2 separate regions of the Homo sapiens genome follow, and region 2 is linked to region 1. A link is an interaction called in ENCODE POLR2A ChIA-PET data of the cell type or tissue named here. Cell type or tissue: CD4-positive, alpha-beta T cell. All regions are shown on one strand. Links, peaks and the distances in the headings refer to the core of each region. The heading gives the core; the rest is flanking DNA. Region 1 overlaps RAB8B (RAB8B, member RAS oncogene family). Region 2 has its middle 9.4 kb from the start of RPS27L.

Evidence for each region. Peaks named below come from ENCODE experiments on the same cell type or tissue, not always from the same donor. Only the 100,000 strongest peaks of a DNase experiment are listed, where the experiment ranks them.
Region 2: POLR2A ChIA-PET joins it to region 1 with 5 read pairs; 15 of 35 experiments call an interaction of 5 or more read pairs at or near these places.

The regions. Positions count from the first base shown.
Region 1 is chr15:63,231,081-63,234,002 of GRCh38, reverse strand. The region is part of intron 1 of RAB8B (RAB8B, member RAS oncogene family); the gene reads right to left. Among named protein-coding and RNA genes, the nearest start is that of RAB8B, 43 kb to the right of the region's middle. In CD4-positive, alpha-beta T cell, for the core only: no CTCF peak of the experiment used is centred there; a DNase peak (open chromatin) is centred at 1,412; H3K27ac peaks cover 1,347 bases.
Region 2 is chr15:63,165,378-63,168,299 of GRCh38, reverse strand. No RefSeq gene overlaps it. Among named protein-coding and RNA genes, the nearest start is that of RPS27L, 9.4 kb to the right of the region's middle. In CD4-positive, alpha-beta T cell, for the core only: a CTCF peak has its summit at 1,868 (motif pointing left); a DNase peak (open chromatin) is centred at 1,839.

The sequences.
Region 1 (2,922 bases), core at 248-2,747:
GCAGTCATGAGAACCTTGAAAAAAAATTCAGACTTCTGGGTCATTCAGCCTTTCAATGAATCATAACAATGCAAGATTTCAATGCTGGGTTTACTCACAGCACTGCACATTTTTCTACAAAGGTTATCTATCCCCTTTGACCCACTTTAAGAAGCAGAAGTTAAATACTGTGCTTTTACAGTTAAAAAGGAAAAAAAAACAGGACTTTGTTTCAAAAGTACATTTGGAAACACGTGATCCCAGGCTATCTGAATATGGGTTATGTGGTTTGTATATTTACATTTCAGAGATCTTCCAGAAATAGAAAAATAGTTTCCCAAATATTGAAGTCTACTTTAAAGAAATGCTACATTCACCTCCTTAAGATTTTGATTAACAATAAAGATACAGTTCTTGCCAGTTTTGAAACTTTCTTTGACAATCAAATTTTGCTTATGCTTTTTTTGGTTTGAATTTAGATTAATGAAATTTTAGAGTAGCTGATTTTAGGATAATTAGTTGAAATCTCTAATTAGAAAAATGGACTACTGAAATAAAAAATGAGTCATAAACTGAAGCTTTAAAATATTTTTTTCTCAAAATAAAGGACTTGGAGAAAATGTAAAGGTAGAAATAAATCAAGAATGTTACTTAGATTGAGACTGGGAACAGTGGCTAATGCCTGTAATCCCAGCATTTAGGGAGGCTGAGGTGGGAGGATCACTTGAGGCCAGGAGTTGGAGACCAGCCTGGGCAACATGATGAGACCCCACCTCTAAAAAAAAAAAAATTAAAAATTAGCTGGATGTGGTGGCACGTGCCTGTGGTCCTAGCTACCTGGGAGGCTGAAGTGAGCGGATAGCTTGAGGCCAGGAGTTAAAGGCTGCAGTGAGCTATGATCATTGCGCCACCACTCCCCAGCCCTGGCATGCCATGAGACTATTCTCAACAAAAAAGAAAAAAAAAAAGAATGCTACTTAGATTGAAAAAAAAGAGGTCAAGGCATTGTTCTTTCATAAATATACGTCGCATAAGTTATAAAGCTATTTTCACCAAGTATAAGTTATTTTGCTGGATATATTTATAACTATTTAAATTTTTGTTTATTTATATTAAAATTGTTTTCTTGTTTGAAAATTAGGAAGTCTAAAGTTTAGGAGGAAAAACACAATAAAAGTAAGTTTAGAAAACATTTAACAACAGTGTGAAATGATCACTGGCAGCCAAATACGTTTATTTTAGCTTTGTTCAACCCAACAGAGGAAAACGGGGCATTTTTTAAGGGGGACAAATGGTCAGCAAATATAACTTGCCCTTAAAAAAAAACCTGATAAACTAAGAAGATGGACTAGAATTTTCTGACGTGTTTGGTTCTTCCATCCTATGAATAGGAAGTGGCAAATTAAATGGCATTTATATATGTCAACAGTGACACACATTACCACTTCCTGCTAAAAAAGCTGAACGGCTTTACACTGTTTCAGAATTTTCTATTTGTTACTAAATTAAATTCAATTCTTGGCATTCTTCATATGACAGCTGTACCCATAAGATCTAATCATACCAACAAAATATAACAAACTCATAAACTAATTTCAGAAATTAGGAAGAATTTACTAATTTCTCTTTGAGCCATAAACATGCATTATAGATATACAAATAGTACAATTAAGAATAGTTTTAAACAATGTCTCTATTTGAGTCTCGAAGGGCTTTAATTTGTAAGGTTAAAATATAATGATCTAATTAACCCTTAATATATCTCTGGGAAATAAATGAGCAAAATAAATAACTATATATCAAATGATAACTACTAAAATATAACTATGTGTTGAATCATAAATAAAAGGTTTCTAAATGCTAGAACTACCAAAAGTCAAGAAAGACAAAAATAGCAAATAAAGTGTAATAATACAGCTACAACTCAGGTAAAGTATGCAGAAACAATTAGGAAACACTGAGAATTTTAAATCTGATTAAGGAGCCAGCAGAGATTATCCAGCATTCAGCTCACCATTTAAGCCAGGCCAAAAGACTTCATGACAAGTCTCTTTTGCAAATCTTGCACTTTGAAAAGGAAATGTGTTTCAAGTGTTACTCAATCTAGAAGTAGCAATAAGCTCGAAGATGTCAAAATGTGGATTTTAGAGATTCTCAGTGAACAGATGTTGTACCTTCAATAAAGTCTCTTTTCATAAAGGGGCTAACTGGTGAACTAACCTTTCTTAAAGAATGAAAGTTCAGAATGCCTCTGAGCTTCCATTTCTTTCCCCACTATTAATTCATCATTATCTCAAGAACCAAACTGCTCCAAAACAAAACCAGTTGCGTCTCTCTTGCTGCATCCATTGTTTCTGATAAAGTGTACCTTTGTAGCAGGAAAACCCCTCGAGTATGAACCTCTATTATTTCCTAAACCTAGAATTTCCTTGTTTGAATTCTGACAACTGAGTCAGATCTGTTTCATTTAAGGGTGAGGTGAATACTCTGAAGACATTCAAAAACTGAAGTTAAAAAAAAAAACAAAAAACACGCAAATCCCTGATTTTAGGTACTAAGGCGCTATTGCTATGGGAAGACCATATTGCCAAATCACTGGAATTATCACTGGAAAAAATTACAACTACATTCCAATGATGTTGCACCAAAAATGCAGTGAAACTGATTATTTGGCTCTTTCCAAGTATTGACCATGTATCGTATTTTCCATTCATTTAGAGGTAAATGAAAGCTAAAAAAATAAACTAATAGAACTAAGTAATAACACTACATAGTACAACTAACTAAAAACAAATGATATCTCTTTTCCCTTTTAGAATGAATTCTTAAAAAGAAAAAATTAAAAAGAATGCTATCCATGTAATGTATCAGATAATAACCAGGGTTAAAACAAACTTTAGCTGTATACATATTTTTACTTTCCAGGAAAATTCCCAAGTCACT
Region 2 (2,922 bases), core at 335-2,834, 66 kb after region 1:
TTAATTAGCTCTAGAGTTTATTTTTATTTTTTTAGAGACAGAATCTCACTCTGTCGCCCAGGCTGGAGTGCAGTGGTGAGATCACAGCTCACTCATAATCTCAAACTCCTGGGTTCAAGTGATCCTCCCTCCTCAGTCTCTTGAGTAGCTGGTACTATAGGCATGTGCTACCATGCCCAGCTAATTTTCTTTTTTTGGTAGAGATAGGGTCTCCCTATGTTGCTCAGGGTGGTCGTGAACTCCTGGCCTCAAGTGATCCTCCCACCTTGACCTCCCAAAGTGCTGGGATGGTAAGTGTGAGCCACTGTGACCAGCCTAGACTTGTTTGTAAAATGAATGATATGTATTTCTATGTTCCCTCCCTAGACAGAACTTCAATAGGTGAATTCAAATTAAAAAGCAAGCAGATTTTGATACAACATAAGGAATAAGTAGAGCTGTCTAAAATTGGAGTGGATTATCCCTAATGTGGAATGAATTTTTTTCTTTTTTTTTTTTCAGTAGAGATGGTTTCTCACTATGTTGCCCAGCCTGGTCTCAAACTTCTGAGCTCAAGTGATACTCCTGCCTTGGCCTCCCAAACTGCTAGGATTACAGGCGTGAGCCACCACACCTGGCCTCTAATCTGAAATTCTATCTTTAATATTTAACCACATTATTTACAAGTCAGAAAGCAATGTCCCATAGAGCCCTTACTCTGTGCAATGTATTATGCCCAGGCAGGTAAAATTATTAAGAAGGTCAACTCTTCTTTATTCAAGGCCAATTTTCCAGTCTGTGGATTAGTCTAACAGATCATCCTTTCTTTCATTTTTCATTTCTGCTCCCTGCTTTTTGATCAGAGGATAGAGGAAAAGAATCCCAAAATGATCAATACAGATATTTTATTAGCAGTTCTGATGATAATGGAAATACTCCAAGAAGACTTAGGTATTACCGATCAGAAGGTTGTGCTCATCTCTTCCCAACTCTCTGTAAATTGACTTCACCTTAGTAGACTGAAAGTGGTCATAGTGGGAATATTTTCACCATGGAAATTAGCAAACACTACTGATCAGCACACCTACCCCTTCCTCCCCACCTCCAAGCTCGCTGACCAATGCCCTACTGTTTGAGAGTCTATGCTACCTAATGACTACTGGCCTGGCACGACTAAATGACAATAGCCCTTCTAGTAGATTGTTCAATTATGTGTCTCTATAAAAATACATTTAAAGCCAATGCTATTTCATGTTTTTTTGTTTGTTTGGAGATGGAGTTTCACTCTGTCACCCAGCCTGGAGTACAGTGGCACTATCTCAGCTCACCGCAACCTCCTCCTCCCGGGTTCAAGTGATTCTCCTGCCTCAGCCTCCCGAGTAGCTAGGATTACAGGTGCCCGCCACCACACCCAGCTAATTTCTGTATTATTAGTAGAGACGGGGGTGGGGGTGGGGGGGGGGCACAGCTCACCATATTGGTCAGGCTGGTCTCGAACTCATGACCTCAAGTGATCCGCCTGCCTCAGCCTCCCAAAGTGCCGGGATTACAGGCGTGAGCCACCTGCTGCTATTTCACTTTTGTGTGAGGGCAATTGGAATTTAAGTGGTTTCCTTTAGTTAATGAGTTTCAGATGAGTGAAATATTGGGGAAATACTTAGGGAAGACTAGCTTTACTCTCACCTGCCCTGTAGGCCATATATTCTGTCTTTAGGGAAACCCAAAATAACTATGTTCTGTATATTGAAGGGGGCTATTATGCATAGCTACTTATGGAATGGCTGTGTAACATGAGTAGGAAGACATCTCCAAGGTGAAGGCCCCCTGGAAACAGGAAGTTAAAGTTCTCTGCTGGCCAGCACTTGTCCTGTATAAGTGGCTCCTTGTGCCACCTATTGGATCTTGAAATAATAGTCTCTGAGCTTTTGATTCAGAGACTCCAGTAAGTATTTTTTGCAGATAGAACATATTCTCATCATCTTCCTTAAGGCACAACTGTTGTAATGACATTGCATTTTACAAGTTGTTATGAGGGAAATGCCATCAGTCCAAGATTCCCAGAGCCAACTGATTTCTTTTGCAAACGCTAAGCACCCGGGAGAACTTATACAGCAGTGGTTCTCAACCCTAGCTGCTGATGGAATTACCTGGGGAGTTTACAAAAACACTGCCAGCTGGGTTCTACCCCCAAGTACTCTAATTTAATCGACTTCAGCTGCTCCTTTGGTGATTCTAATGTACAACAAATTTGGGTTTTATTGACTTAGAGGGTTCCTAGAAGTGGTAAGAGAGAATGAGATTTGCTAGAATGAACGGGGGAAGAGAGGTGCTTTCCTGCTCCAATGTGGAGAAAAATCCTTTATTTGTTACCCTGGAGTAGTAGGAATCTGGGTTCTAGCTTCCTGACAACCACTAGGAATTACAGTTGGCATTTATTGAACACTTGCGGTATACTATGCCTCATCTCATTTTTTCTTCATATAACCTTATGAAATAGGTATAAATATTTTCATTTTATAGATAGAGACACAACTTAGAGGTTAAACGGCTATTAAAGTTTCTGTGCTCCCTGGAAATAGGGTTTCCAAATTGCTTACTGTTTTGTATATAGCAGACATTCCATAAATAGTTGAATAAGTTTTTCAGTGTGAATAAGTAGAACACCATTCTTCTTTGTACTTTGAGCCCTTTAACCCATTAGCCTTTTAGTCAGCTTTTATCTAATGGAAAAACAGAATGCTTTTCACTTATTTTGCTTGTACCCACTTCCCAAGGGAAGAAGCAGCAGAGGTTACTACAGTGTCGTCGCATTAACTCTGCAGTGACTTTGAATCACTTTCCTAATTTTATCTTATTTGTTTGTTTGTTTTTGGAGACAGGGTCTCAATGTCACCCAGGCTGGAGTGTAGTGGTGCAATCATGGCTCTTTGCAGCCTCACCCTC